Regions from separate parts of the Homo sapiens genome. Here region 1 is linked to region 2. Evidence: chromatin loops called from intact Hi-C (ENCODE). Cell type or tissue: endothelial cell of umbilical vein. All regions are shown on one strand. Links, peaks and the distances in the headings refer to the core of each region. The heading gives the core; the rest is flanking DNA. Region 1 overlaps LOC102724883 (a long non-coding RNA gene). Region 2 holds the start of LOC124902559 (a long non-coding RNA gene).

What was found. Hi-C counts contacts between places; a loop is a spot of excess contacts. Peaks named below come from ENCODE experiments on the same cell type or tissue, not always from the same donor. Only the 100,000 strongest peaks of a DNase experiment are listed, where the experiment ranks them.
Region 1: it touches region 2 in a loop (7-fold over the local background); 29 of 110 quality-filtered maps call a loop at or near these places.

The regions. Positions count from the first base shown.
Region 1 is chr10:130,118,132-130,133,570 of GRCh38, forward strand. LOC102724883 (a long non-coding RNA gene) reads left to right here. Exons shown (of 3, transcript NR_188169.1): 3 at 8,123-9,219. LOC105378561 (a long non-coding RNA gene) reads right to left here. Exons shown (of 6, transcript XR_001747659.2): 1 at 15,328-15,439; 2 at 13,474-13,606; 3 at 10,185-12,173; 4 at 9,456-9,650; 5 at 6,559-6,747; 6 at 5,870-6,188. It overlaps LOC124902560 (a long non-coding RNA gene), which reads right to left and starts at 3,953. Exons shown (of 2, transcript XR_007062392.1): 1 at 3,503-3,953; 2 at 1,905-2,122. It also overlaps the pseudogene PPIAP32. RefSeq lists enhancers at 3,051-3,551, 3,402-3,571, 3,552-4,052, 5,281-5,450, 8,537-8,706. In endothelial cell of umbilical vein, for the core only: a CTCF peak has its summit at 9,862; a DNase peak (open chromatin) is centred at 9,850; H3K27me3 peaks cover 619 bases.
Region 2 is chr10:129,025,480-129,040,918 of GRCh38, forward strand. It overlaps LOC124902559 (a long non-coding RNA gene), which reads right to left and starts at 11,274. Exons shown (of 2, transcript XR_007062390.1): 1 at 11,167-11,274; 2 at 9,840-10,977. RefSeq lists an enhancer at 7,714-9,432. In endothelial cell of umbilical vein, for the core only: a CTCF peak has its summit at 6,250 (motif pointing right); DNase peaks (open chromatin) are centred at 6,312 and 10,032; H3K27ac peaks cover 602 bases.

The DNA.
Region 1 (15,439 bases), core at 5,356-13,355, 1.1 Mb after region 2:
GTGACGTGCATTCTCAGCTTACGAAGATAACAGGATCAAGAGATTAAAGACAGGCATAAGAAATTATAAGAGTATTATTAGGGAAGTGATAAATGTCCATGAAATCTTCACAATTTATGTTCAGAGATTGCAGTAAAGGCAGGCGTAAGAAATTATAAAAGTATTAATTTTGGGAACTGATAAATGTCCATGAAATCCTCACAATTTTATGTTCTTCTGCCTCAGCTCCAGCCGGTCCCTCTGTTCGGGGTCCCTGATTTCCCGCAACAATTGGAATAATAAAACCTGGCATGGTGGCACATACCTGTAGTCCCAGCTACTCGGGAGGCTGAGGCAGGAGGGTTGCTTGAGCCCAGGAGTTTGAGGCTATAGTATGCTATGGTGTAACCTGTGAATGGCTACTGCATTCTAGCCTGGAGAACATAGGGAGACCTTGTCTAAAAACTAGAGAAATAAAATTAAGAATTGGGATGCTAATAGTATCTACCTCAGTGGAATACTTTTGGGTTTGTTTGTTTGTTTGTTTGTTTTTCCCCCAAGACGGAGTCTTGCTCTGTCGCCCAGGCTGGAGTGCAGTGGTGTGATCTCGGCTCACTGCAACCTCCGCCTCCCGGGTTCAAGCAATTCTCCTGCCTCAGCCTCCTGAGTAGCTGGGATTACAGGCACTTGCCACCATGCCCGGCTAATTTTTTTTTTTTTTTTTTTTTTTGAGACGGAGTCTCGCTCTATCGCCCAGGCCGGACTGCGGACTGCAGTGGCGCCAATCTCGGCTCACTGCAAGCTCCGCTTCCCGGGTTCACGCCATTCTCCTGCCTCAGCCTCCCGAGTAGCTGAGACTACAGGCGCCCGCCACCGCGCCCGGCTAATTTTTTGTATTTTTAGTAGAGACGGGGTTTCACCTTGTTAGCCAGGATGGTCTCAATCTCCTGACCTCATGATCCACCCGCCTCGGCCTCCCAAAGTGCTGGGATTACAGGCGTGAGCCACCGCGCCCAGCCCTAATTTTTGTATTCTTAGTAGAGACGGGGTTTCGCCATGTTGGCCAGGCTGGTCTCAAATTCTTGACCTCTTAATCCGCCCACCTCAGCCTCCCAACGTGCTGGGACTACAGGCATGAGCCACCGCACCCGGCCACTTTGGAGTTTTAAGTGAGATGTTTGTCTGTGACTGTGGAGTGGTGAGCACTGTGTCTGGTAAGGTCTCAACTAATGGTAGCTGGTGTGACCATCTCTAGTCTTTCTCTAACTGAGCACACAGTCTTTCCCCTTCCTGGATCACATAGAGTTCAGGCGGTTTCCAGAGAGGTTTGATTCGGTAATGGCTCCTGTATTCAAATGATGAGTGTTTGTTTCTGAGCCTCAGTTCCCTCATCTATAAAATAGGAATAAAATAGACTGCTTCTGTCATCTGCCTTCCAGAGAAGTCAGAGCTTCCAAGAGTGGCTGCTGATTTGCCAATGAACACACTCATTTTGGCCATGCCAAGGGGGATCTGTGTGTGTGATGGGGCCGGGCCAAGGAGCAGTTTGATTCAACTTTTGCAAAGCCATGACTTCTGTTTTTCCATTTACCCAATCTTCCCCCTTTCAAACTCCCATGACGTCTTTTAAAAAGCACCATGTCTGCTCATCTTACTGAGATGTACAAGATAACACGTAAAGCCTGTAGTAGGGAGCCTGGCATGGAGTAGGCATTTCCGAGGCGCTCCTTCCATTCCCTGCTGCCCTCTTATTTAAACATTCCCAGCACTTCCTTGGGCACTAGAATAAGGTTAGATTTTACCTTTGAAATTTACGGTTTCTTTAGATATTACAATAACAATAATTGGTTATCTTCTTTACCTGGAAATGCTTCCCCCTTTGATTAGTCTGTTTTGCACTGCTATAAAGGAATACTGAGGCTGGGTATTTACAAAGCAGTTTATTTGTCTCATAGTTCTACAGACTGTACACGAAGCAACGGTGTCAGCATCTGCTTCCAGTGGGGCCTCAGGAAGCTTTCAATCATGGCAGAAGGCCAAGGGGCAGCGGGGTCTCACGTGGCAAGAGAGGGAGGAGGAGGTGCCAGCCTCTTTAAACAATCAGCTCTTGCATGAACTCTTAGAGCCAGAACTCACTCACTACCTGGAAGACGGCATGGAGACAATAATGAGGGATCCACCCCCATGACCCAAACTCCTCCCACTAGGCCCACCTCCAGCACTGGTGGTCACAGTTCAACGTGAGATTTGGAGGGGACAAACATCCAAACCGTATCACCCCTCAACCCCTCAACTACACCTGGTTTGCTCCTTGTTTTCTAGATTTTGACTGAAATGTCCCCTTCCCGGCAAAGCCGTGTGGACCACCCGGGCTAAAGCAGCCACCTGGTGCTGGCCTGTGTGGCCCAATTCCAGTTCTCCAGGGTGCTCATCACTCTGTGGCAGTTTGTCTTCTGGTTTGTGAGAGAAGAATAAATCTGAGGGACCCAAAATCACTAAAGGGAAAAGTCAAGCTGGGAACTGCTTAGTGCCAACCTGCCTCCCCTTCTATTCAAAGTCACCCCTCTGCTCAATGAAATAAATGCATATCTGATTGCCTCCTTTGGAGAGGCTCATCACAAACTCAAAAGAATGCAACCATTTGCCTTTTATCTACCTATGACCTGGAAGCCACCTCCCGCTTCGAGTTGTCCCGCCTTTCCGGACTGAACCAATGTACATCTTACATATGTTGATTGATGTATCTCCCTAAAATATATAAAACCAAACTGTGCTCTGACCACCTTGGGCATGTGTCATCAGGACCTCCTGAGGCTGTGTCACGGGCGTGCATCCTCAACCTTGGCAAAAATAAACTTTCTAAATTAACTGAGACCTGTCTCAGATATTCGGGGTTCACAAGCTGATGTTCTGTACTCTCTCCGCAACCCCCCAGAGTGCTTTGTTCCCTGCTGTCCAGAGCCAGGCACACTGCAGGCACTCAGGAAAGAAGTGTGCCAACAGAGAGTTCGCTAGTTAGCCTGGCACCTTTGATTTCATTTAATTATTACAGTAATACCGCAGGACTATCCTCATTTTCAGACAAAAAAACTGAGGCTCAGAGAAGTTACCCATGGTGTCCACGGCCGCAAGGCCACCAAGTGGCAGACCTGAATTCAACCAAGTCCATCTGGTTTCCCACCCTTCTGCACCCAGTAGCCTTTGGGTTCCCATGTAAAGCCTCCTTATTAAGCTGCAAGTCTTCCTGAAAACAAGGTGAGTTAGACAAAAACAAACAAACGAAAACAGCAACCCACAGCTCTAGCTTGTCAGGTACCCCAAAGGCCTCCATTTCCCAGTGGCATTTTCTGGGCACCCTGCTGGGGAGTGACGTGCAAGGCCCAGGGCATGGCTTTCTGACATGAGCCTCTGTTGCACACGCTTGTGTACTCTTTATTCTGCATCTGAAGTGGCTTGTGCAGGGCCATGTGTGATTAAGGGGTTTGTCTGCTTCCCCACCAGACTCCTTGCTGGTCCCGCTTACCAGCCAGTTGCCGGGGCCTGTACTGCCCCGGGGCCGTGTATTCCAGGCTTGGCTTCATGCCATGCCCTCTCCACCTCTCTCCTCCTGCGAGGTGCAGCCAGTGTTGCATGGGGACTTCCCATCGTGGCTCAGGCTTGCTCCTCTGACCTCTCCTGGCACTTGGTCCTCCAAAGGAGCTCCCCTTTCTGCTGGCCATCTGCGTTTGCTCACCTGGACTTGCTGAGGGAGCTCGGGTGCCCTGTGTGTGCTTATCTGTGTGTCCCGGCGCCCGGCACAGGCAGGGCCCAGAGTGGGTGCCTGCTCGAGGCCAGGGGATGGGTGAGTTCAGCAGTTAGCTGTGGGGTGTCTGCTTAGGCCCAGCCCTTGGGGGCCTCTAGGAGGGGTCCCCCTGCTCTCCTGCCCTCCTGCCCTCTCTGCAGGAGAGGCTCCAGTGAAGCAGACACAGCTCGATGTTAAGTGAGACAAGTCGGTGAGAATGCACAAGCCACGCAGGCGCTGCTTCGTGATTTTCTCATAACATCTGACACTTGTATGTTCAAATCGCATCACTAAAGAGTAGCTGCATAGGTCTGTCTATGGAGGGTCTCCCACTTTGCTGTCTCTTGTCTCTCCTGTCTAGCCTCGGTCTTTAGCCCTCTCCTCTCCCTGTGGACAGGGCAGTTGTTCTAGCCCAAGAGGATTAGAACCTGAAGGATGCCCTTCTCCCTATAAGGGAAGCCACACATTTGTTTTGGTGAGGGTCATGGTTTTGTTCCAATATCATTTTAGCTTAGGCTGTATTTTCTTTTATAAGACTCAGTTTAAGACTTTTCTACCTGCTCATAAAAATGAGATTAAAAAAAGAGAAAGACTTTTCTAAATGCAATCCTTATAATAATCCAGGAATACTTCATTAAAACAAAAAAGAAAGTAACAATCCACTATTTTTCAACTTTCTTTTTTTTTTGACGGAGTTTTGCTCTTGTTGCCCAGGCTGGAGTGCAATGGTGCGATCTCGGCTCACCGCAACCTCCGCCTCCCGGGTTCAAGCAATTCTCCTGCCTCAGCCTCCCGAGTAGCTAGGATTACAGGCATGCGCCACCATGCCCAGCTAATTTTGTATTTTTAGTAGAGACGGGGTTTCTCCATGTTGGTCAGGCTGGTCTCGAACTTGTCCCCACCTTAGGTGGTCCACCCGCCTTGACCTCCCAAAGTGCTGGGATTACAGGCGTGAGCCACCGCACCTGGCCTCAACTTTCAAAATAATGTCTCTACATGCAGACTTTTGTAATCTAAGCCAGTGCCCTGAATTATTTTCTGACATTGTAAATGTGCTTTTTAAGGATGATAAACAAAGATAATTATTTAATATCAAAAGACTTTAGGCCAGGTGCGATGGCTCACGCCTGTAATCCCAGCACTTTGGGAAGCTGAAGTGGGTGGATCACTTGAGGTCAGGAATTCGAGACCAGCCTGACCAACATGGTGAAACCCCGTCTCTACTAAAAATAAAAAAAATAGCCAGGTGTCATGGCGGGCACCTGTAATCCCAGCTGCTCAGGAGACTGAGGCATGAGCATCACTTGAACCTGGGAGGCAGAGGTTGCAGTGAGCCAAGATCTCACCACTACACTCCAGCCTGGGCAACAGAGTAAGACCCTGTCTCAAAAAAAAAAAAAAAAGAAAAGACTTTATGACCAGTGCAAATTAGAGATCTATATGACACTGTATAACGTATATGCCCAAGTCTGTCTCACAATGGTACTCTAAACACTCGCTATATACAGAAGGTAAGAATTTTATAGTCATTTTGCATTTTCTTCAAAGGTGCTGTTGATAAATAAAAATATTAATAAACCACAAATGTACCTTCCAAAGTCAATAGTTTTATGTTTGAATGGAAAGTACTATCTCCCATCTTAACCTACCCCTGCTTCTAAGAGCTTGACAATGTTTGTTAAATGCCACACACCAGTGTCCTTTCTAAGTCATGTTTTATTTCAACAATAGATTGAAATTTTACCATGATGTTTTATATTTCATCCTAAGTTTTTTTATTTTCAAGTGTATGAAGTCACATCAGTTATGTCTGATAATCCATTTTGGACATGTATTTTCATATAAATTATAGGACATTTTTGCCTTTCAGTTCTCACAACATAGTAAGGAAAAAAAAAAAACCCCCAGCATGTGGAAATATGACTGATGCCATGTTAGTGTGTGGTTGGAAATAATAAAGATTATAAATGACTCCATAGGTGTAGAAAATAAGGGGAGAAGACTTATTGGGGAGAAGTAAAAAAGCTTGTTTTCTTTATGCATAGCAGAAAGAAGGCACCATGACTGATATATTACTATTCACCTTCTTTTTATTTCTAAGGGGGTTTTTATTAACCCCTTTTTATCAATCAAAATAAATTGATTGCCAGTGAATGCAATATTTTCTGACTATTTGAAATTATACAATGAAAGCAAAGACATGTAAACTCACATACTACATTTGCTGACAAACAAGAGACAACCTTTCCCCCAAAAAAGGATTGCTAAATAGTTAAAGATTGTTACAGCTATCTCTTAAAAAAAGAACATTTTAGGCCAGGCATGGTGGTGCTCACCTGTAATCCCAGCACTTTGAGAGGCCAAGGCAGAGGATCTTTTGAGCCCAGGCGTTGGAGACCAGCCTTGGAAATATAGGCGACCCCCATCTCTATAAAAAATAAAAATAAAAGTAGCCTGGTGTGGTGGCACATGACTGTGGTCCCAGCTATTCAGGAGGCTGAGGCAGAGGATCCCTTGAGCCTGGGTGGTCTAGGATGCAGTGAGCCATGGTCACGCCATTGCACTCCAGCCTGGGTGAAAAAGCAAGACCCTTTTTCAAAGAAAATAATATTTTATTTAAGGATAGGATTAGGCCTTGGGATTCCTTTGGAATTCAACTTCATCCAGCTGTGTTAGTGGTCATGTAGTCATTAAATATCAGAATACTGTTATTTAATAAATATACCCCATCATAAAAGGTCATATTTCTTTAGGGCAAATACAGTTAGGACCAATCTCCGTCCTGGGCAAGGACTTACCTGATTCAAGAGGGGAGAAAACAGGGTGGTCAGGAATACATTTGTGATTCACTCCCTGAAGAGGCAGTCTGGTGACGTGGTTTGGCTGTGTCTCCACCCAAATCTCTTCTTGAATTGTAGCTCCCATGATTCCCACGTGTTGTGGGAGGTAATCAAGTCATGGGGGTGGGTTTTTCTTGTGCTGTTCTCCTGATAATGAGAAGTCTCATGAGATCTGATGGTTTTATAAAGGGGAGTTCCCTGCATAAGCTCCTTGCCTGCCTCCATGTGAGACATGACTTTGCTCCTCCTTTGACTTCTGCCATAATTGTGAGGCCTTCCCAGCCATATGCAACTGTGAGTCCATTAAACCTCTTTCCTTTATAAATTACCCATCTTGGGTATTTTTTTTTTTTTTTTTTTTTTTTTTGAGACAGAGTTTCGCTCTTACTGCCCAGGCTGGAGTGCAATGGCACAATCTCAGCTCACCGCAACTTCTGCCTCCCAGGTTCAAGTGATTCTCCTGCCTCAGCCTCCTGAGTAGCTGGGATTACACGCATGCGCCACCATGCCTGGTTAATTTTTTATTTTTAGTAAAGATGGGGTTTCTCCCTGTTGGCCAGGCTGGTCTCAAACTCCCAACCTTAGGTGATCCACTCGCCTCAGCCTCCCAAAGTGCTGGGATTACAGGCGTGAGTCACTGCGCTGGGCCAGTATGTCTTTATTAGCAGCATGAAAACTGACTAATGCATCCGGTCACTCTTAGCACAGTGACATTGAATGTGCACAAACTAAAAAATAAGGTTTCAACCAAACTGGTGAGAGCATTCCTCTTGGTGTTCTCTAGGAAGAAGGCCAGAGGGTTTGGGACAATAGAAATAAAACACAGTGGTTTTGAAAATGGGGCCAAACTGTGCTTCCCCGTGGCGGGGCTGAGAAGGAGGGAGCAGGGCACTGAGCCCGCTGTTCTTTCGGCCCTGGGCTCTCTGCCTCCTACCATCAGCCCTCAGGGCAGCTGCTCCTCGCTGACCACCTGGCTGCTGATGGGCTTGGTGGCCAGCAGAGCTGCCCCGTTTTGTCTGTGCAGAGTCAGCCAGACGTGGCTCAGCGCAGCTCTTTCCCTCGGTTTCATGGAGTAAAGGGTTCCTCATTAGGGCCCCACACATCCGTCTCTCATCATAGGAGGGTGACTTTCTTCCTGCATCTCCCGTTTCCACTTAGTCATTTCAACCAGCGGCAAACTGGAAAAAGAACGTATATGTTATGGTGGCAAAGTCTGAAGGTAATGTTGGCATGGAGTGTTTCAATAAGATGTTTCTTTTGATTAAAGCATATTTCATATGATGGGCAAGTAATAGATACAACCTCAGACGTAGGCTAATCATGGAGTCAACAGCAAACTTCTACTTGACTCCTAGGAAACTAGCTCCCTCACCAGAACATTACCGCTGTATTTCTTTCTTTCTTTCTACATACCATCAGGCAACTGGGGCCTATGCATCCTTAAGAATTAGTGGTTTGTTTTTTCTTTTCTTTTTTGGTTTGTTCTAGAAGAAGAAATTTAAAGCCAGCCATTGTTTTACAGAAAAATCATCCTGCCATTGAAACCCAAAGTGGTCCATCCAGTCTGGAGGCCGTGGGAACCATGAATCCTTTCAGAGTTTGAAGCAAATGCAAAACTGTTCACGTCATCCTGGGTTATTTTATTGTCTCACCACCTTCCTGAAATGGAGCTCGAACTTCATTTAGAGTAGCTCTCGGGCACGCTGGCAGGGGGGCTCCCAGAGCTGAGTGAGCAAGGGGTGCATTGAGAAGCAGGCGTTCTGCCCCGACCGGCCCACCTCACTCTCCGCAGAGGGAGGCATTTGTGGTGGGCCAATGTGCATGCAGCCCCAGGCTGGACAACTCCAGAAGAAACTCAAGAACACAAATGTAGATGATTAACCAAAATAGTCTGTTCCATCTTCCTGCACTGGGGGGAAATGCCTCTTGTATTTTAGAGGAGAGAGAGAATGGGAAGGAAGCCACTGCAGGTGTGGCAGACATTGGAGGACTCAGGTCAAGTATAAAACTGCTGTGGCCACGGATTTAACTAAGTTTCAACCAAGTAGCTTTCCAGGTTGGGTGACATCTGCTACATGCTAGAACTAGCTGTGGAGTCTGTGCTTTGGCCCCAGTTTGGAGTCCAGAACTATTAGCATGTATCACCGAGTTGTGTTTGTAAGGGTTGTGTGTATTTTTAGTGCTTCCCAGAGCTTTCTACCCTGATCGCCTTCCACAGGTAGAAGCGGCTGACTGTACCTGGTACCTGGGGCCACTCCAGAGGTCCCCTCTGGGAGGTGATGCCTCTGTGCACAAGCAGCCTGTGCAAGAATGTCAAGGTCAGCGGAAGAGAGGGCACACGCCCTCCAAGGAGGTGGTGTGGGTTGGGACTCAGTGTCCTGGAAGGGACCTCCTTCAGGCAAGAGCTCTTGGAGTCAGACGGCACGAAAGAACCTGAGTATAGAACTTCTCAGGTCTCTAAGGAATTACATCTGATTCTATAAGAATCAGAAGTTTGTTGGCCAGGTGCAGTGGCTCACATCTGTAATCCCAGCACTTGGAGAGGCTAAGGCAGGAAGATCACTTGAGCTCAGGAGTTGGAGACCAGCCTGGGCAATATAGTGAGACCTCATCTCTATTAAAAAAAAAAAAAAAAAGTTTGTGACACCAAGGAAAGCTCATCTGGGTCCTTAGTTTCTTAGATATGAAACATGAACTACAAATAACAGCAGAAAATTAACTCCATCTGGACTTGGAGGATAAATACACATATGCACACACATGCACACAATACTATTTACATATAAAACATTGTGACTCAAACGGAGAGAAAATGCAGCTGCATGTAAACATCTGTGGTGATTAGGTATACCCACTCAGTGACCAACAAATTGCATTCAGTGTGTCTGGGGTGATCGCCTCAGGAACTGGGCCTTCGGTTAGTAACGATGCTTTGGAAGCATGTATGCCAGTCATAACATGTGGAGGGCTTTTCCTCTCTCCCTCCCTGTGTTAACATGCTTTCATATGGCTAGTACAGTCTTGATAAATCTTGCAGGATCTCAAATAGCCTAGTGAAACGGGAAGAGAAGAAGGTGTTAAAAGTTTGCAGGTCAGGGGAAAAGCACGTGTTTTGGGTGAGTCGGTGGAGCCTCCACAAATACAGCATCGGTTTGTGTGAATTCTCAGCTGTGGTTTCTCAGGTTGAATAAAGCCACTCAACAAAGGCTGCTGTTTCTCCAGCCTGAAGAGGCACTTATGCCACCTACAGCCTGGAATCTGGCACTACAATTCGCGCCCAAGTCCCTGGCTCATCCTAGGTGGGAGATTAGAATCTATGTAGGGAATGGAAAATGGGCAGGCATTCCAGGGTGAGTTTTTCTTCCCCCCCGATAAATTGTAAACAAACAATTACAAACATGTTTGAAAATTGTTTTAACTAGTTTTTAGAGATTGCAATAGCTGGGTTGGGATTTATGAACTACATTTCTTATAAATACATTTCTTCTAGAGAACTTCTTGTGGGACGTAATCACTTTTCCCCTCTGTATAGCAGCCCCACAACTCAACCCAAAGCTAGGTTAGGCTACTGGGTACACACTTACCCAGATAGTCTTAGCTTCTTAGGGGAAACCAGATTACTGTGAAGCCATCAGATAAGACATACTTCTGAAAAGAAATGGAATGTATTTTTATTGGCAGAGTCAAGATGAAGTATGTTTTGAAATCTGTTTTACAAATAAACTTACACATAAATTGTCCATCCACTACTTGGAAATCTTTTTTCGTGTTTGAGGAGCTGTCAGAGGTCTCTAATAAACAGTGAGTCTTATTTAGTTTACTGGATATGTAATTCTTCTTTTCTTTGAAAATAATTATTTTTCAAGCAAGTGCAGCAAAAATACAACCAATAAAAATCTAGCTATGACAGCATAAACAACCTTTATGGCATGCATATACATAGACTTCTTCCAATAAAAGCAGTTCCTGGCAAGAAAGGGAACAGAAAATTGGCTGATGTGTTCCCAGATAAGTTCTGGACTCTTAAGGGCTGAGAGAAGAGTCCTCACAGCCCATCTCCAACTCCCCATCCCAGACCGGTCCTTGGTTAGCGTGAGGGAGGCAGGTCCCCATTGCCAGAGTGGCTTGGGCTAAGGAGAAGGGACGGGCTGCTGTCAACTTGGAGTCAGGGGAGCCCCTTCCCAAGGCCCGTTCTTGGGGCCAGGAAGTCTGCTGGACAGAGGCTGAACCCCCCTGCAGGCTCCGGAGGAGCGGGTGGGAGACCGGCCACTGTTCAGGCTCCCCATTCTTGGTCCAGGCCAATTGTCCCCGCGGGAGGGCGGTGCCACGGTGGGTGACAGGGCTGGGGGCGGGGTAGGGGTCGACTTAAGATAATCTGGTCCAGGGGTTCTGCTCTGGGCTGGGTCGACCCGGCTCGCGGGGAGGCTGTTTGCCCTGGGCCTTCCCATCCCCGCGCCTTCCCATCCCCGCGCCCACGCCGCACCCAGGCGAGCAACGTGGAGGGTCGGCGCGGGGCTGCTCCCGGGGAGCCTGGGGTTGCAAGTTCTCAGCAGACGTGCGGGTGCTCATTTATGCTTTTTATAGTAGCTGGAGAAGATGTTATCGCAGCTTGAGAACAGAAATTAAAATATGTATCCTTCAGGTGCAAATCTACTGTACTTACAGTTTTACCGTTTCTCTGCAGGGGGGCTCCATTAATCTTGTAAGAGTGAAATTCCTAAGGAAATTAATTCCCTCCAGTTGGGGTTATTCTCAACTGGTCTTTGGGGGCGGAGTAATTGGAATTTAAGAGTCGCTCTTAAAAGAAAGGAAACGTTGGCCATTTTACTCGAATAACACTTTCTAATGCCAGGCTTTACTCTTTAAAACACCTCCTCCTTCTTTCTCTCCCTGCACCTCTTTGTGTTTCTGGGCTTCCCTTGGTAGGGTTTACAAAGACCCCCACCAGGTGGGACCTCCCCTCCCAGTTTTCCTGAGGCTGACCCCACATTCCTTTCCACGTGGGTTATTTGTGGCCCCCCACCCCCCCTTCTCCCACTGCGCAGCCTGAGGACCACGGGACCACAGGAGGGAATGAGGCATCATGAAAAGTTCATGGCTAAATCATTTCCTTGCCTGTTTAGGAGCAGTAAATGTTTGTTGTCATCACCCAGCAAAATAATTACACCTCAATTTCTCTCTCTCTCTCTCTCTCTCTCTCACACACACACACACACACACACACCCTTTAAAATACAGGCAATTCATAGGCAAGAGGTGAAGTTTTTTTTGCTGCCAGGAAAGTCCAGGAAAGCATCTTCCACTGGAGCTTCAGGTCTCCAAGGCCTAAGCTTCAGTCCCCAGGCCCAGAGCCCCAGGCCCTTATTCTTCAGGCTATGGGAACCCCACCACCACCACCAAGACGGAATAGAACTTGGCTAAATGGCTAAATGCAGGTGTGGTGGCACACGCCTGTAGTCCCAGCTGCTTGGGAGGCTGAGGGAGAAGAATTGCTTGAACCCGGGAGGCGGAGGTTGCAGTGAGCCGAGATCATGCCACTCCACTCCAGCCTGGGCGTCAGAACGAGATTCCGTCTCAAAAAAAAAAAAAAAAAAAAAAAAACCATGGCTAAATGATGCTTATATACAGGGTCAGTAGAATATTAGCGGCCAGGAGGAACCCGTGGGCACATGGCCACAATCAGCCACAGTCCTTGCTTTTCAGCTTAATGGGGCTTAAGGGAAAGGCCAGGTCCAGCGCATTCTAGGCCAGGTCCAGCGCATTCTGTGCCAGCCCAAGCCAATTTAATAGGGTCATGGCCAGTTTTTCCCTGTGGGCCCTAACATGGTCATAGGGAGAGAGGATGGACTTTCCAGGGCACTGTTCGGGGCAGTGAGTCCTGGCGATGTCCCTCCTCTGCTGTGGGTTGGGCAGTTTCCTTAGCTATACAGTGGGTCATGGGCAGTGTGGGTCCCACATCATCAGCTTAATGGGGTGCTGAATGATCAATACAGATGTTTACCTTTGGGGGCTTTTAATAGCTGAAAAGTGCCATCTACCAGTGGGCACCTGTGTATCCCATAGCTCCCCAAAACCTGGCTCAGCTCAGGGCAGAGCCTAGTAGTCTGCTGTCCATGTCAGAATATCAGAGCTCCTAGAGCTGGGAGGAGGTCATCTGCTGCCCCTAGGCCTCTTGATATCAACAGTGACAACATGGGCTCAGGAAACAGAAGCCTAGAATGAGGCCTCAGCTACAACCTCAGAAGCAAAAGTTTTTCTCTGATCTTCTCTTGCCCTCCTGTCCCTGCCCCTCATTCTCCTCTGAGGCTAGCCAGAGAAACTAGAATCCCTCTTCCCTTAGGCACATCATAGAAACCAGTACCCCTTTCCCCCAAATAATTACTCTAACTCCCTGCCCCCCAACACCCGAAAATCCAAAATTCTCCGTGCTACCTAATACACCATATCCTATAGCAAGGTCAGCTAAATAAGCTGACCCCACCTTTCCCGTGTAAAAACAAAGAACCCAACACCCCACCTTTTCTCTGTAAAAACTGGCCATGGGCCAGACATAGTGGCTATGCCTGTTATCCCAACACTTTGGGAGACCAAGGCAGGTGGATCACTTGAGGTCAGGAGCTCAAGACCAGCCTGGCCAATGTGGTAAAACCCCATCTCTACTGAAAATACAAAAAATTAGCCTGGTGTGGTGGCGCATGCCTGTAATCATAGCTACTCGGGAAGCTGAGGCAGGAGAATTACTTGAACCCGGGAGGTGGAGGTTGCAGTGAGCCGAGATCATGCCACTGCACCCCAGCCTGGGTGGCAGAGCGAGACCCCATCTCAAAAATAAGCAAACAAAAAAACTGGCCAAAAAGAAATGTTCTCACCTACCTTGCTTGAGTGTAGTTCATAAGACCTCATTCCACAGAGGGTCTTGCTCCTTTACCCAGAAGGAAGGAGGCTGCACAGAGGCCAGGAAGAATCTGAACACCAGACCAGCCTTGCTGGGTTCTCCCAGTCAGTTCTTTTCAAAGACAAAACACAAAGTCACATTTATTAGAGTTGTCCACAGTCAGCAATGGTGACCTTCTTGCTGGTCTTGCCATTTCTGGACCCTCATGCCTTCTTTCATCTTGCCAAAGACCACATGCTCGCCATGCAACCACTGAGTCTTGGCAGTGCAGATGCCAAACTGGGAACCGTACGTGTTGGTCCAGCATTTGCCTTGGACAACATGCCGGGACCTGTATGCTTCAGGCTACAGTTTTCATCATCAAATTTCTCCCTGTAGATGGACTTGCCACCAGCGCCATTACGGCGTGTGAAGCCACCACCCTAACACATAAGCCCTGGAATAATTCTGTGAAAGCAGGAACCCTCATGACAAAATCCTTTCCCTCCAGTGCTCAGAGCATGCAAGTGTTCTGCTGTCTTTGGAATCTTGTCTGCAAACAGCTCGAAGGGCTGTTTGATGGCCCCAGGGCTTGCCATTGACGGCCATGTTGAAGAACATGGTGGGATTGACCATGGCTGGTAGCAGGGGGTTCTGGGGGGCGTCAGCATCTGCAAAGCCCCCAGTGAGTTCTGCTAGCATAAGAGCATACCCATTTTGTCCAATCGTATTTCTACATAACTGTCCATACTTCGTTGAACCTAAGCATACAAATGGACAGTTTTCCCTGTATCTTTGAGTCTTCACGTGTCACGTGAAACTGTGATCAAATAAATTTGTTTATCTTTTCTCCTATTAATCTGCCTTTTGTCAGTGATTTTCAGCAAACCATCAGAGGGCTAAGGAGAAGCTTTCCTGTGGCCCCTACAATAATAAACTACAAAAAGGGCAGAAATGGAAGTGTTATCCAGGAGTTTTCATAGCATTTTTTTTAGAGTCTGCTCTGCAACTGGTTTGTGCCACTTTCAGCAAATTCCATTTAAAAGAAAAATCAGCGGGCCGGGGGCGGTGGCTCACGCCTGTAATCCCAGCACTTTGGGAGGCCGAGGTGGGCGGATCACGAGGTCGGGAGATCGAGACCATCCTGGCTAACACGGTGAAACCCCATCTCTACTAAAAATACAAAAAATTAGCCGGGCGTGGTGGCAGGCGCCTCTATTCCTAGCTACTCGGGAGGCTGAGGTAGGAGAATGGCATGAACCCGGGAGGCGGAGCTTGCAGTGAGCTCAGATCGCGCTACTGCACTCCAGTCTGGGTGACAGGGCAAGACTCCGTCTCAAAAAATAAAAAATAAAAGAAAAATCAGCATTTATAAAACAGCCACATTTGAGGGGTGATTACTGCTTTTTTTTTTGAAAAGGATTCACTATAGCACATTTCCCCTGTGCAATACAATTTCATTATTTTTTAAATGTCAAAAGCAGTCTATGCTATTAGAAAACAAGCAAATGACACAAAGAAGTGTGTAAGTCAAAGTGAAGGGCCTCCCTTTAGCTCTCCTCTGTTTCTGCCCTCTGGAGGCAAGCTCTGATAATAATTTGGGGAGCATCCTTCTGGAGACCCTTTTCTATGAGCCATTCACTGATATAGTTATATGTTTTATTTACATTCAATTCTACTTAAAAATGATAATCACAGGCCGGGCACAGTGGCTCACACCTGCAATCCCAGCACTTTGGGAAGCCGAGGCGGGCGGATCACCTGAGGTCAGGAGTTCGAGACCAGCCTGACCAACATGGAGAAACTCCGTCTCTACTAAAAATACAAAATTAGGCGGGCGTGGTGGCACACACCTGTAATCCCAGCTACTTGGGAGGCTGAGGCAGGAGAATCGCTTGAACCCGGGAGGTGGAGGTTGCGGTGAGCCGACATCACGCCATTGCACTCCAGCCTGGCCAACAGGAG
Region 2 (15,439 bases), core at 2,469-10,468:
GCCAGGGGCTGGCAAAAGGCCATCAGAACATGAGTGCAAACATCAGGTACATTTTCAGAACACAAAACTTTATCCTATCTTTAATCAACACCACAGTAAAAAAATATTTATTCTTTAACAGCCCACCCTCTTTGTTCCAGCTACAAGTCAGGAGCAGACGCCTGACCCTTGGGGAAATCTCCTGGGTGGGACCCCTCTCTGAGGGCTGGGCTCCCTCCCCCACTAGGGCCCTCCAGAGACTGCCAGCCCCAGGCCTGCGCCAGCCTCCAACCCCCGCCCCCTCCCTCTTCAAGCCCTACTTCTCTGCCGGATCTACTTGCTGCAGGAGGCAGACATCCCATGGTGGGAATACCCGCAGGCCAGTGTGTGCAGCGACGTAGTGCTCAATACTTGGATGGCTCACCTTCCTGCCACGGAGGTTTAGGGCCAGGGGAAGCAGCTCAGCCTCAGTGCCTGGGCTTCCCAGAAGCACCCCGCTCGGACATCCAGCCCAATGCGCCTGCTGCTGGCCTCGGGGACAGGCTGTTGAGGACAGGCTGCCAGGCCTGAGCAAGCCTACGGCACCAGCAGGCTCAGCACAGGGCTGGGAGTGGGTGGGATGGGAAGTGAGTCTTCAGAGAGGGAGAGGGAAGGAACTAGAAACAACCACTTAACATCTATGTGGAGCCTGGGAGCATTTGTGGAAGTCATCCCCCTTACTGTTGAAAAGATGCAAATTTGGTGAAATAATCAGCTGTATGGCTCCAGGCTGTTTCCCAAGTACCCTGATTCCTAACAGGAGCGAAGGTATTAGTGTAAGACACCAGCAAGGCCAAGTTCACGTTGCTCAGAGGTAGCCCCTAACCAAACTCCGCCAAGTGCTGCAAAAGAAGATTTGTTATCTCAGGAAGGCAGTTCATCCAATAAAGCCAAAAAAATAAAAAATTAAAAATTAAAAAAAAAGAAGAAGAAAACAAACCAGAGTCCTTAAGGCTGGTTAAAGGGGAGCAAAACAGCCGAGCCCACCGGCACTCGGCACAAAGGGGGCCACTGGTTGTGTTCCCACAGTACCCGCTTCCTTGGCAAAGTGGCTCACATCACTGCAGAATGAAAGGCAATTAAGGCAAAGATATTTTTCCAGCATTGTTTTAAGTTCCACATCAAATATTCTTTCAGACATTCAAGAATCCACTTATCTCCAAATGAAGGGCAGAAGCTAAGCTAGTGATTTTTTGCATAGGATCTGCTCTTTATGGAAAGCATGTGAACGACGCCAGTAGATTCTGCGACATCGCGACTTCCATTAGAAAAGCGCCCAGTGAATCACTTCATACAAAGAGAGAATCCTTTCTGGTTCCTCAGGCTTCCCTGACCTCTTACCCCCGTTCCAGTTGGCAAAAGTTCGGGGACAAATTAACAAAATGGTTAAGCATGGCAGTAGATTTCATGCAGAAAATTATTCTTCGTGCCTGCTCCATAGCAAGGTCTTTTAAGTGATGCGGTTACAATGGACCTAAAACGCCACAGCCTGTAAACTAAATATTTCATCAATTTGCTGAGTATAAATTATATCTTAAAACTCCAGCCCTCTAGGATCAGGACATAAAGTGGCCGTTCAGTCAAGTGCTTTGAGCACTGCGATGCAAGATGTCTATAAAATACTTTACTAGGTTTTCATGTACAGTGAATTTGAAATAAGTGTAATGGAAAAACAAAAAAAAATGTATAGAAATTACAAGCTGCTATTTGATTCCTTTGTAAATTCTCTGGTCATGCCGGCTTTTTGTTGCCTTTTCCTTCTTTCTGAACAACTGAAGAAGACAGAACTTAGAATTATGAAAGATGGTTTTTAGGTCACCACCACATGAAGTAGTTGATTGGGCTTATAACTTGGTAAGAAATTGAACTTGAATTAGGCTCTCGTGTGTGTGTGTGTGTGTGTGTGTGTGCGCACGCGCGTGTTTCATAAGCTCTTAGGATACAGCTATATTTATGCATTGTGTATTTAGTTTTCCTTCATTTTCCCCTCAGAGGATGGAGAGGGTGCTGTAATTTTCAAAATACTGTGAAAAACATTTCTACAAATTGCTTTGCTTGTCTGCCTATATACGTTAAGCAGCACAAAATAAGCGAGGGGACCCTTCATCGCAAAACCTTTTTTTTTTTTTTTTTTTTTTTGCATTTTCTGTAACAACATAAAATCTGCTGTTATGACAAGAAGTCTGTAGTTCACTCCTTCATTTATAATTTAACCACAGCCTATATAACATAATCCAAAAAATATGGGGCATGATTAGTGTAAAAATCAAACACAGTAGAGGCTTTTTGAATACTCCAAGAACAAAACAAAACCAAAAAAAGGAGAGGGGAAGAAAACATTGCAGCCATCTGAATATATGTGGTATTTCTTTAATACTTCATTTTAAACTACCTAATTGTGTTTTTAAGCTTCGGTTTCTGTAATTTTGCAAGACGAGGCATTCCAGTGAGGAAACATATGGTGAGGGATTTTTAAACCACACAGCGAGAGTGCATCATAGACTTATCTGCTGTTTTAATGTCACAAAAATCCACCACTGAATTTATCCAGTCACCCATTAAAGAAAGAAAAGAATTAAAGGAAAAGGAGGTTTTAAATCCCCTAATGCTACAAGAATGAGTGAAATATGCTATCAAGTTCAAGTGAGAATGGTGCTGGAGCTTCAGGACTTCTTATAAGACCAGCAAACAGCAATTAGCAACCTGAAGGCTGGAGAGTTATTTCAGGAGCACTGCAGACAGCCAGTGTCTCAAAGCGGCCAGCCGATTCTAACCTAGCACCTCTCATCACTTAGCTTCCTAGATGCTCCTGTTCAGAATGGTCAGTTTTAACTTTGTTTCTCAATAGGTCAGTAGGCAAAAAGATATATAAAAATATCTCTATCAATTGATCCATTAATTGATAAAGAAAGGAAGGAGAGACGGATGGATAAATAGATACACGGACATTTGCTTTTAGTTTTTAAGTCCTGTTGTAATGGTCACTTAAGAATAGTTGCCTCTATATGAAAGGGCAGCTGTCTTAGGATGGTCTTTTTTAGGAGAGCTACTGAATCAGCAATTTGCGCAGGTGTTGCGGTGGCAACAGAAAGCTCTGATGGTAGCAAACTTCAACATTCGGACCTAAGTAAGATCTAGAAAGGGATTCCAGACACACCAGAGTGTCTTTACAAATACCTACGCAGCTCCACACACAAGGGGTGTGTGGGGGAGTGCATGCGTGTGTATGTGGTATTTCCAAGGGTCCTCCGGGCTCACACGCATGCAGGGAGATGGGGGTGGGGACAGAAGCATCCAGACATGAAGCAATGTATATCATTATTCAAATTATGTCAGATTCATCCTTAAATTACACTGGTGTTTCTTATCAGAAATTGTTTCATATACTATAATATGCTGCAATAAGTGGACATTAATTAATGCTAAATTACAATGGAATTACATATTATATCCACATGAATACTGAATGACTCTATTATGAATAATATTATTACAGTAAATATTCAAGGACCTGTAAGTAGTTTGTCGCTAATTACAAAGTGCTGACAACTACACATGACCTTAAGTTAATGTAAACTTTTAAATATAACAGCCACACAGCAAATCTTTGATTAATGCTGCAACAAAAATATAGCCGGAGACGTGATGAGCAGAGTCGAAACGCAGTCCACCACTCCTTCTGGAAGTCTGATTTATCTGCAAGACAGAAGCGTCTCTTGGCTTAGAATTCCATGCAAGCTCTATTCTCTCAGCACAGACGTGTGTGGCTCTCTGTTCAGCTAATGTTTTTAAAAATCCACGCACAACTTCGCCAGAGTCTCTGGTTGTGGTGGGTGGTCATTTTGTCTTAGAAGGGAAAATCCTTAACCCTTTGCCACTTTCTACTTAAAAGATGTCAAAATGCTCTGGTGGCATTCTTTTTTTTTTTTTTCTTTTTGCACAGTGAAACGGAGTGAGAACAGTATAAGGTGTTAATCTTGATAATTAGGGCACAAAAGCAATTAGAGGTCTAAAAACCTTAAGGCGCCGAAAGTGATTTTTTGTTTATTTGCTTACCTTATTAAGTTAAATATCTGTCTGAATTAATCGCTAATGAATGTAAAGAAGGCTCAATAGCAGCGGTTTAATGAACAGCCGTGTCAGTTGCATTTTACAGGGTCCCAAATCATCGAAGATTGCAAGCCAACTTGCTATTCAAAATTACTTTTCTGCCCAATTTTCTGTTTGCAAAGCAGTAAATTATTTACATTTATTGTGCTTATTTAAGCACTTAAATGACTATGAATGGAGTACAGGCACATTTTAAAAATATAGAACCATTACACAACTCTACTGCTAGAAATTCCCGTTATTTTCCCCTGAAGACTGCTTCCTCTACTTTTCTAATCTCTCTTTTACAACAATTCATGAAAAAGGGCATTATTACATTGAACATGTTTTAATAAGTTATTTATTATTTAACATACTTTAAGAGGCAGTGCCATAGAAGTTACATTACACACACTAAGAACGGTCTCTTTCAGACCTGCCCAGTTGCCTGAACCTAAGTGCTTAAGTTTCCTGAATAAAATTATTCTGTCTTTCATTAGAAACAAATAAACGGTGCTTTTCACCATTACTCACATCATAAACATTGATATTTGAAGAGATCTATTATACTAATTATTGTCTTTGGAAATTATCATTTAATATATTTACTTTCTTTAATGGTTATTCTTTTGAAATCAGTGACCACGATTTTTTTTTATATGTGCAGCTGCTCCCACGCACAGGTCCACAGCCTTAAGTTGCACTTACATGCAGGGAGACCCAGCCTGCGGGAACAGTTCCCGATGTGCTCTCTGCACATCCACAAAGCGCCCCAGCTACGTCGCTGGGCAGCCAGTTGACCACGGCCAAACCCGTAGATGGTCCAGATCATCAAACTGAGGTTAAGAACGCATAATGAAAAACACAAGAAGGGAGAATGGATAGATAGACTCATGGTAGCAGGAAAAGGAAGAAAAGAAAAAAGGAAGGAAAAGAAAGTAAGACCCTTGGCAAGAGAAACAGAATTCTAGGTGATCCTGCTAGCTAGATCGGGGTCAGATTCAAGTCGTTCTTTTCAAATCTTTCAGATGACTGCAGTGGAAACTTTCTTGTGTTTGCGAACGCAGACAGACACTCGACACCCAGTTTCTCCATGGACGGCATGCATTTACATGCATAATACGGCGGATGTGCCCGCTCTGACTGCAGCTCATTTCCTAAGTCGCAAGAAACGCTGGTATTTTTCAAAAGTGATTTCAAAGAATTTGTGTATGTGCATGTGTGTGCGCACGCGAGCGTGTATGAAAGCAGCCATATTTATTATTCAGACTTAACTATTTGCGTGTATTTTCCCAAATGATACCAGGGGCAGCGTAACATCTACTGTTAAAAAGCCCCATGCTATTCATAAGAGATTATACTGGAGTAAACATTACAGTAGCAGTAATGATCTAATTAAAAGAATCAGACATACTTAAAAGAGTCCCTTCTTTCAGGAAGGAGGGGAGAAGAAAAATCAATGAGGCAATCCATAGTCCGGAATGGGGCGAAGCATTTTACTGTGATCAAACACAGTCTATCTAGTACATATCTGAAGTCCTCTGGTCTTTGTTACTTAATGTGATGCGGAAGATCAGAGATGCGTGCAGTCTGTGTTCCAGGGTTCCAGCTGAGTCGCTGTCATATGTTAAGCTTTTTTTTGTTTTAAGTTGGCTATAATTCTACCTTACTCCAAGTGAACAGTGTTTCCATTAAACTAAGCATTTCCCCAAATCTGGCAAGAACCTTGCATGGGGATTTTCCTGAAGCAACCTAAAGGTGACCCTAGAGCACACCTACGAATCTGGGTTTGCACGGCACTGAGCTCCGTGCCGGCTCCCGTATCTCTACCCTCAAGAAACACAGGTATTGTGTGTGCGTGTGAGATGCAGGGTGACAGAAAAAAAGGGAGTGCAAGCCCTATATCACCAATTGTCTACATGAGTGCCAACACATATGTCGGCTTATGTTTGGAAGACATTATTTTTTCCCAGCTGCTTTCTTTTGTACCTACCTCCCAGCACTTGAAGTGGGGCCTGCAAACCGGGTTTGAAATGTGGTCAGACGGAAATGCAGTAGCCAGGACAGAATGGGAAACTCAGGAAGGAGGCTGAGGTGGGAGTCTCCGGTGTGGCCGGGAAGCCATCCCCCCAGGAGGCCACGGGGGGGAGCTGTGGCTCTGCTCAGGGCGGCCACAGCCAGTAGCGGGGAGGAGAGGGCGGAAAATATACTGTAGCAAAGCGATGGTGGAAGAGGAAAGGTAGGTTTTATAAGTTCCTGAATTTTATGACTATGCTGCAACGGTGGAATGTCCACTCAATCTGTTGCGAAGTTAGCACAGAAAACATGCACTGGGCATATTAAGTACAGGATGAAATGGTGCAGTGAATATTTATTAGCAAAAATATAGGTTCTCAAAAACAGAAATAAAACAGGGTAATAGATGAAGGGAAGAATAGATTTAACACTGAAATAAATATCAAAGGTGCAAAGAAAAGGCAAAATATAGTGTTCAAACAAAGCTGTGAATTGGGTCCAGATTTAATGCTCCCCTAGGGAAGAAAAGGTTGGACAGACTGCTGGAATTGAGATACTACTTTTAGTACACAGTCCCTGTAATGCTGTCAGCTTTATTTCCTTTGACAAATGTGAAATAAAATTTGTCAAAGTTAGGGCTTGGAAAGTTGGCTATTGAAAATTCAATTGGTAATAACTAGTATAGCCTAGCACTCCGGAGATTTTTAAAGGAGAGGGATGTTTAAGATGCTGGGGTGCGGGGGGAACCGTATTACATATTGTATTTCACTTTTTAAAAATTTAGCAGTTGACTTAGGCAGCTGGATTTCTAAGTTTCCTGTTAGCTGGGTTCACCGTTAAAAGGCGGTAATTTAAAACCCATTTCCATGATAACTACAATGATATAGTAAGTTTGAAAATATTCTGGTGTCTACACAGAGGAGGGCTCCTATGATCTCACTCAGCTTGGGGTCCACACGCCACGAAGACTTTGCTTGATCCAGTTCTATAGAAGTGCAGGGCGTGATTGCGAAGTCAATGCTACCCTCATTCCACGCTACAGAATTCCTGACTCTGCTTCTCCTTCCACCATGCATTGGACGCGTTTGCAGTGCAAACGGTGATTTACTGGGAATGTTTAATAACAGACTTTTCTTGTCTTCTCAATGTGCTGCTCCACAGCCCCAGCCTTTCCCTTGCTGGGTGCATGGCAGGTTTTCCAGGGAAGCTCTTGGAAGCCACTTCTCTCCCGTGCTGCCCTGCCGGTCCCACCCCCGCCCCACCCCTCACCTCTGCTGTACTTGGGAACAAAGCCACGTATAAGAAAAAAAAGAGCGACTTAGCCTGCATATGGATATCCAGGGATATGTCTGTTTTCCTGACTGCCCCAATACACTCTCAGTGTAATCAGGAAGACAAAACAGTCTCGCCACATTTTCTGCTTCTTTCTGTGGAACGGAATCTGATGTCTCCCAGCTGCATTCATGTCCCTTCAAAGTGGGCAACTTGGCATTTACTCCCGCTCTCTAAAGAGTCACCGAGGGCATTGGAAATTTCGGCTGCGAACCCGGAGAGCGGCTGGCTCTGCTGCGGCCGGGCTGCCGTCGCTCCACTCCAGCTGCCGTTTCTTTATTTAAGAAGAACTACAGAAAAGACCTTTAGGAATCACCTCTTAAGTCATTATGGCATAAGGCACCTTTCTGTCTTTATGACATGGTGGGGGGGGGGGGTACGATATTTAATTGAAGATTTTATTTTTAATTTTCGCATTCTTACCATGTGGTCATTACTTTATTTTTACATTTTCAGCCCATTTTCTTTCCAGCCCATCGCAGGAATTGGGCAGTCAGCAAGAGCCAGAGAGTGCTGGCATGTATCATTACATTCTCAAGATGGCATATTTACTGCGCTTGCCAGCAGGGTCGCGCTTCTGTCCTAGTAAATGTAGTGGAGTATGAAAAAGGCAATTACATCTCACTGGGTGACCTTTTAACAGCCATGACTACCTCCTATCTATACATAATTATTATAGGTGATGATTTCCAAGTATTACAATCTCCTAGAGCCGCCTTTAATTCACATCACATTTAGGCACGTTTGTCACCAGTGCTAGAAATTTTAACCCCCGAAAACTGAAAAAACAGAAGAGAAAAGTGATAGCAATGGATGTCAAGCTCTCAAGTCATCCTAATAAAAACACAGCAAATAAGATGTCGCCCTGTTTGTATTCATTATCAGTTCTTACATGCTCCGACTCTTGCATTAAACATTAGACAGCCTCTGATGCCTGCTTAACAGTTTAATTCCCTCCTCAGTATTCAGGCTGTCATAATAAAATCAGTGAAGCAGGCAAAGTCAAATAAGAGCAAGAGGAGGCATAGAGCATGTAGCACAAGCCATTGTCATCGCTTACTATTCACCCCGCACCACTTACAGGAGCTGAATTCAGCATATGCTGTGGGTGACACACAAACCAATCTCTCCCTCCACCGCTGTGGCCAGCCTATCTTGCCGGTGCAGGGCGAGGGTGGCGCGCGTGCAGAGGGCCGATAGCAGTCCCTTCAAAAGGAACCGGCTTCTGAGCCACTGGAGCTGGCACAATAGAAGCCACTTCTGTCAACAAAGACTGCAGACTAAAGAGCTAGATATCCCCACTATGGAAAGATTAACAGCGCTAAATCCGTTTAGGCCCTTTTTTTTACTTATTTACAGGCTGCTGATCTTGAAGGCTGAATCAGAACAAGAGATTAGCTCTATTAAGTGCTGCCCATTTTTCTGAATTATGTTTTTGAAGACTTGGACAATATGAATAAGGACTCATATTAACCACTGTACGAAAGGCGCACACTCCATTGCAATGACAAAGCCTTCGGAAAACTACTTGTCACTTGCAGTGATCCATTGCAAATACAGTTTAATATATAATTTATATCTACCAGCTGGTGAGAGCAGAAAGGGAGCGATTCCACTCTATTTCTCTTTTAAAAGAGAGAGAGAAAGAAAGAGAGAGAGAGAGAGAGAGAAAGGCTGGCAATGTAGGATGTCACTAACGATAGTAAAATAGCTCAGCAAACAGTTCAATAAATGGTTCAATACTTGTGATACTATCCAAACAAAGACTCGAAGCCATTAATTTTAAAAAGTTCTGTGAATCTTCTTTGAACAGTAAATATTTAATCACGGCAATATGTAAGCTGCCCTCTCATATTTTATCTCCTAACCAGAACCGTGTAGTGAACCTGGCCTTTAATAACTTTGACCAGAGCGATATTTTGCCATTTTTCTCCTGCCATCAAATTATGAAGTGTGTCCAATCCAGCATGTTGCTATTTGCTACCTAATGCGCTCCTATTGATGCCTAAATATAGCGCTGGACAAATGAGCTCCGTAGGTGTGAACACTAAATAATGCCCAAACCCCACTTAAAAATACATATATACATGTGTGTATTAAATATATCAAATGATACATTTAAAATTCTAACTATATTTAATAACTACACTACATGTTTTTTAAGTACTATATAATTATATTATATAGTATTAAAGAAATTAAAGCTTCCGGGCATAGACTTTCAGAGCCAAGCAGTAAGAACGTGGAAATTTGCGCCTCAAAGCTTTCTAGCCAGCGTCTTTTTTTTTCCAGGCACACTCACTAGTTAGGAATGTCATCTTCGGCCAAGTTTAATAATTGATGAGGAGCCTCGCAGGTCTCAAAAGCTTATACAACCAAACAACTAATATTTATTTATTTTATTATATATTTTCTTTTAATTCAGGAAATACCCACAGCGATTACAATTCTAATTTGCAGGGAATCCTGTTGGCAGAAAAATCAAACAATTAACAATCCACCTTCTAAACAGACTACTGGTAACGGACGACTTCAGAGGCAGCCAGTCAGACACGAGCGATTGCGCTCCCCCCGCGCCTGGGCTGCCTTGGAGTTCAGATGAAAACAAGTTCAGGAAGTTGATTTGATGGGCAGCACCGACCAAACCACGACTTATGAGGCTTGCAGATGCATGTCAGAATTAGGCTGCTATGAAATACGGCGTGATCTGTTCCACCTTCTGTAAGTTTCTCAGAAGTGAGGACTCTACTCTCAGAAACAGCGTCCTCCCTGCCACAGCCATCAATGTGCATGTGGTCGACACACGCATTCACACACACTCACGGCTCATTAAAATGCGTTGTGAACTTGGCGTAATCCCCAGGATGTTTCTTCATTAGCTATTTTGGATGGCCTCTACCGCACACACATTTCAAGAGCCACGTTCCTTTAATTCTCAAATCAATACACTCTTAGCAATTGCAAGTGGCCAGAAAGGTCACCCTCGAACCCCTTCGGTCCTAGAAGAGTGGCAGAGGAGGGATAGGAAAGGACCCGTGCAAGATCACACAGCGAGAAGATGAAAGCAGTTCATCCTCAGACCTCTCTCTGCTCCATCAAAAGATAAAGAGACATTTGCTAAATGTCATTAGTAGTTCCTATATGTAAGTGGAAGAGCAAAGACAAATAAGACACAGTTATTATTTTTCAAGAGCTCATAGTCTAAGAGTGAGACTCAACCTTAAAAATAGGCTACAACCCAAGACATCAAATTTCAAGTGGGCCAGAAAAGGCACAGGGGTGGAGCGGGCAGAGCTAACTCCAGCCAAGGGGCTGGAGTACTGAGTACTGAGTACAAGGTCACTCTCCGTGGATACGTTGTAGATTGAGTGGAAGACACATGCAGACCTGGCTATTGTCAAGGAGAACCTGCCTTCCACATAGGTAGAGGAATGGACCACCAACCTCGGATGGAAATTCTGGTAGCCTTTTCCCATAAATACAGCATCCTTCTCTCTCTCTTGGCCTCTTCCTATGAACCACCTGATGAAAAAGGCAGTGATGTCAAGCAACTTCTGAGCTCACAAGAGAGATGCAAGGCCGGTGGCATCTGTGTAACAAATAAGCCTGTGTCCCAAGTCCCTCCCAGATCATCATCTTTCACAGTAGCTTCCAAAAAGAAACATGTTGCTATCCCATTGGAAAGGGCAAATGAGGTCCCAAGCCACTTACCCAAGGAGAATAAAAGGTGGAGTGGGCAAACCACCCAACCCAAGCACAGAGCTCTTTCCACTAATCCCCATGGGCACACCCTTGAGAAACTCTAGCCAGACTTGCTGTACTCGCCAAGTCACGCCCCAGCCCCTACAGTGTGCAGGGCTCTGCGGAAGGAAACACGTAAGAGTCCTGCACTCATAAGCTTGTGGTTTGCTTGGGAGACGTGTGAGCCTAAAGTTAACTATCTCTATTATATTTATTTTACATGTAGATAATATTTATATGCATGGAATATTTTCTTACATTATGTATGTGTGTATATACACAAGTGTGTGTGTGTGTGTGTGTGTATATATATATATATATATAGAAAGAGAGAGGTAGGGATGGAATAGGCATGGATGTGGAACGTGTGTATGGCAGTAGTGGTGGGAAGTAGGAGCAGGTCAGGACGCTCAGGGCACACGGATCTGACCACACATGGATCACCCAGCAGTGACACAGATACTCAGGTGATCAAACCGGTCTGGCAGAGTAGTGATGAGGTAAATGAAACCAGGAAAAGAAACCACAGAGCAAGAAGAAGGGGCAGCATCACACCTCACCTTTTCTGGGATGCAACCCCACTTCTGCTCAGGGTCCTCTCTCAGACCCACCTGCCCCAGCACTTCCAGCCCTCAGCAACATTTCTGTTTCCCTGAACTCTTGTAACACTTGGCGTTGCTTCCACAGAACTCAGCTCTGTCTTGCACGTTGTCTTCCCAGAAGTAAACACATATGTGGGCATCTCATGTCTGGGTCTCCTCTTTCTAGCGTGTGCTCTAGGGGAACACTCAGTAGTCTGGCAATGGCCTAGGATGGCCCAGACCAACCAATAGAGTCTCTACCGTGAATCTTTTTTTTTTCTTTTTTTTTTTGAGACGGAGTCTCACTCTGTTGCCTGGGCTGAAGTGCAATGGCACGATCTCGGCTCACTGCAACCTCCACCTGCCAGGTTCAAGCGATCCTCCTGCCTCAGCCTCCTGAGTAGCTGGGATTACAGGTGCCCACCACTATGCCCAGCTAATTTTTTTTTTTTTTATTTTTAGTAGAGACGGGGTTTCACCATGTTAGCAAGGCTGGTCTCGAACTCTTGACCTCGCGATTCGCCTGCCTCGGCCTCCAACTCTTGACCTCGTGATTCACCTGCCTAGGCCTCCCAAAGTGCTGGGATTATAGGCGTGAGCCACCGTGCTCAGTCTACTGTGAATCTTAATGCTAGCACCTGCTGCCAAGTCACTTGGCCTCTCCCGCTGTCACCTACCTCTTCTGTAAAATGGGTGAGTAATACAATCTACCTCACAGGGTGCTACAAGACAGTAGACAGAGCTCAGCCCATTGTGCAGCACACAGTAAGCACCCGACAAAAGAGAGTGGGTAACCCTGGCAGCTGCAACAACTGCACAGGTGATCGCAGCTAGTCCTCAGTTTCCCCATTTGTAGAATGGGTACTAAGGTGTCAACTCTGCAGAAGTTTCATGTGGAGAGAATAATGTACACAAGGAGCTTGGCACATAGTAGATGCTAAAATTATTTTGTCTATGAGCAGCAGGTCTATATATTTTATATCCCCAGAGAGCTTTGCTGAATGTAATAGACACTCCATAAACACTTGTTGATTTACTGAGAAAAGAATTCCTTGTACTAATTACATGCATTCACACTGATGCAAACTGACTCTACCTGTCCATTTAAAGAGAAAGAAACAAAGCATTAAGCTTCCTTCACGGCAAAGGAGCATCAAATCAACAAGCATCACATTGCAGAGCTCTGTCTGGCCAGGTCTTGGGATTCTCAATTGCACATTTGTGTATATGCTTCAGTCAGGAGGACTATTCAGTCTGCCTCACATCATTTTTAAAAGTTTGCAGGTTTTCAGGCTCCAAAAGTGTCATTATATTTGGAATGGAATTTTGCCTCCTCCACCAGTAATGTAATAAAATCTCTGAGTCTGAGAAAAAGTCAGGAAAGGTCAGATGTCAACCAGGTTAACATTAAAATTGTTAGAAAACAGGAACCGTAATTTGGGGATTGAAAAAGAGGCAGAATTCATGTTGTAAGTGCAAGTGATCTGGAAATAGATGTTTATCTTGGCCATTTTCAGGGAAGTGACATCATATCGTGTGTCTACTGGGATATTACTCCTGCATTTTTCAATCCAGATTTTGGCACTAAAGTTGGCAAAATTAGACCATTTTGTTAAACTGATCTTGGAGGCGTCCACCTCCCGAGCACATTACAACACACCTATGACATGACTCTAGAACAATGGGTGAAAAATGGGCCATAAAACAGGAATGGCCTGCTTCATGTAAAGTGGATTTTATAGTGCAGGTGTACCTGCATTTATCGATACTGTAAAGCAGCAAGATTGTGCCACCATAAAGCATAATATTTGTTTTAAAAAAGAGGAGGAGAAAAAGAAAATAACAGATCCGCCTATGAATTTAAAAATTACAATCAGAAAAAATGTAAGCCTGTGGGGCACTTTATAAAAAACATTTGTCATTTTATTATCTTAGATTGCGTACACTTTGTCAGAGGCTTTGTAAGATATGTGAAACAAAAAGGCAATTTGGGGGAAAAGAAGAAAAAAGGAAAAAGAAAAAAAAGCTTTGTTGAACTGAAAAAACAGTTTCCACACCTACTCAGGAAAAGCCACATCTTGAAGCATCTGAAACCCCCGACTGTGGCTGAAATATCCAACTGGTGGTGGGCTTGGGTGGTGGGAGAGTGGCTTGCCCCTTTCGGGTATGAATGGGAAAAGTCTGAATAGGAAGTCCTGCAGGAGTTTTTTATTGCCTATTTCCTTTCGGGAAGATGGCATTGTTTCTCTCTACAATGACTAGGGAAGGGGTGTAAGTAAGACGGGTTGACAGCATCCTTCAAAGCTCCTGCTGGCTGCAAGAGTGCATGGGTTGGTATTTTTTTCCTTGCAGAGCAGATCTTGGCTATTTATAAGTAAGATCACGCTGGTGCCTAAGTTTCCCTTCCCTAGAAAGGGTTCTTGGCATAATGTTTAGATTAAGAAAACGGTCTAAACACAATGCAAGAAGTATCTCCCCACCTGCAGCGCTCCGTGTTTAAAAGTCAAGCTCTTTTCCCTCCCATAGACAACAGCTCCAGAAATACCCCTCTGAGCAATCAGGACACTGAACAACCACCTGCCCAGCAAGCCAGGAAAGGGCAGCTTTGAACAGTTTCCTCTCCTTCTCCTTGACACATTCTTTGCCAAAAAAAAAAAAAAAAAAAAAAAAAAAAAAAACATTCTCCAATGTTAGTGGACTTGGACACAATGAATTTCATCTGAGGGGTTAAGAGAGGGCACGCATTTAGAGCGAGAATAAAACAAATGTTTAAAAAACCCATTATTGGTTGCATTTCAATCCCTGCTCTCCGTTCTTCCTCGGCGCCAAATGCCATCCGCATGCTTGGTGCAGATGTTGTCACAGCTGCCCGCTCACATTGCTGACAGGATGCAGTGTGGGCTCCACCACTCAGGATCCCAGGAGGGTGACCCAACGAGACATAAAGCAAGGACAACTGCAGCAGAGCCTCCAAACTGCTGCCAGGGGGAGTCTCTCTAAAATGCAAATCTGAGCACAGCACTCTCCTGCTGACAGCCCTGCCATGGCTCCCTATTGCTGCTCTCCAGGAAAACTTCCAAGATCCTTAACCTGACATAGAAGGGCCTGCTCAGTGTATCTCTGCTTGACTCTTAAGGCTTGCCTGTCTGTGCTCTCTTTCCTCCTCCCACCAACAATGGATACACTAGCTAGCCTTGCCATGCTGCTTATAGAGGCCTGAGCAAAACAAACTGCTCCAGGCCCACTGTTTCGAATGTTGCTCCCATCTTTTTGACCTGTCAAACTCCTCTTCATGCTTCAAAACCCTACCCAGCTTCTCCTCCTCTATGAAGCCTTCCATGATCCAACCATAGCCAGAGTTAATCCTTCTCTCCTTGTACAACATTTTCATCTAAACATAACTTCTTGCATGTTCTAGTTATTGCAGGTATCATACTATAGCCTACATGTGTGTCTACATGTATGCCCTTAGGGTCCCCCACTCCACTGGTAAGACAAAGCCTGAGTTTTATTTCACCTTTTATCTTCAGCACCTGACACAGTGTCTGGCACATATAATGTGGAGAAAAGAAAAGAAGGGAAAGAAAAAAGAGAGGAAGAAAAGACAGGGAAAAGAGAAAGGAAATGATAATCAACTGTGTCACTCCAGAGTAAAAGCACAT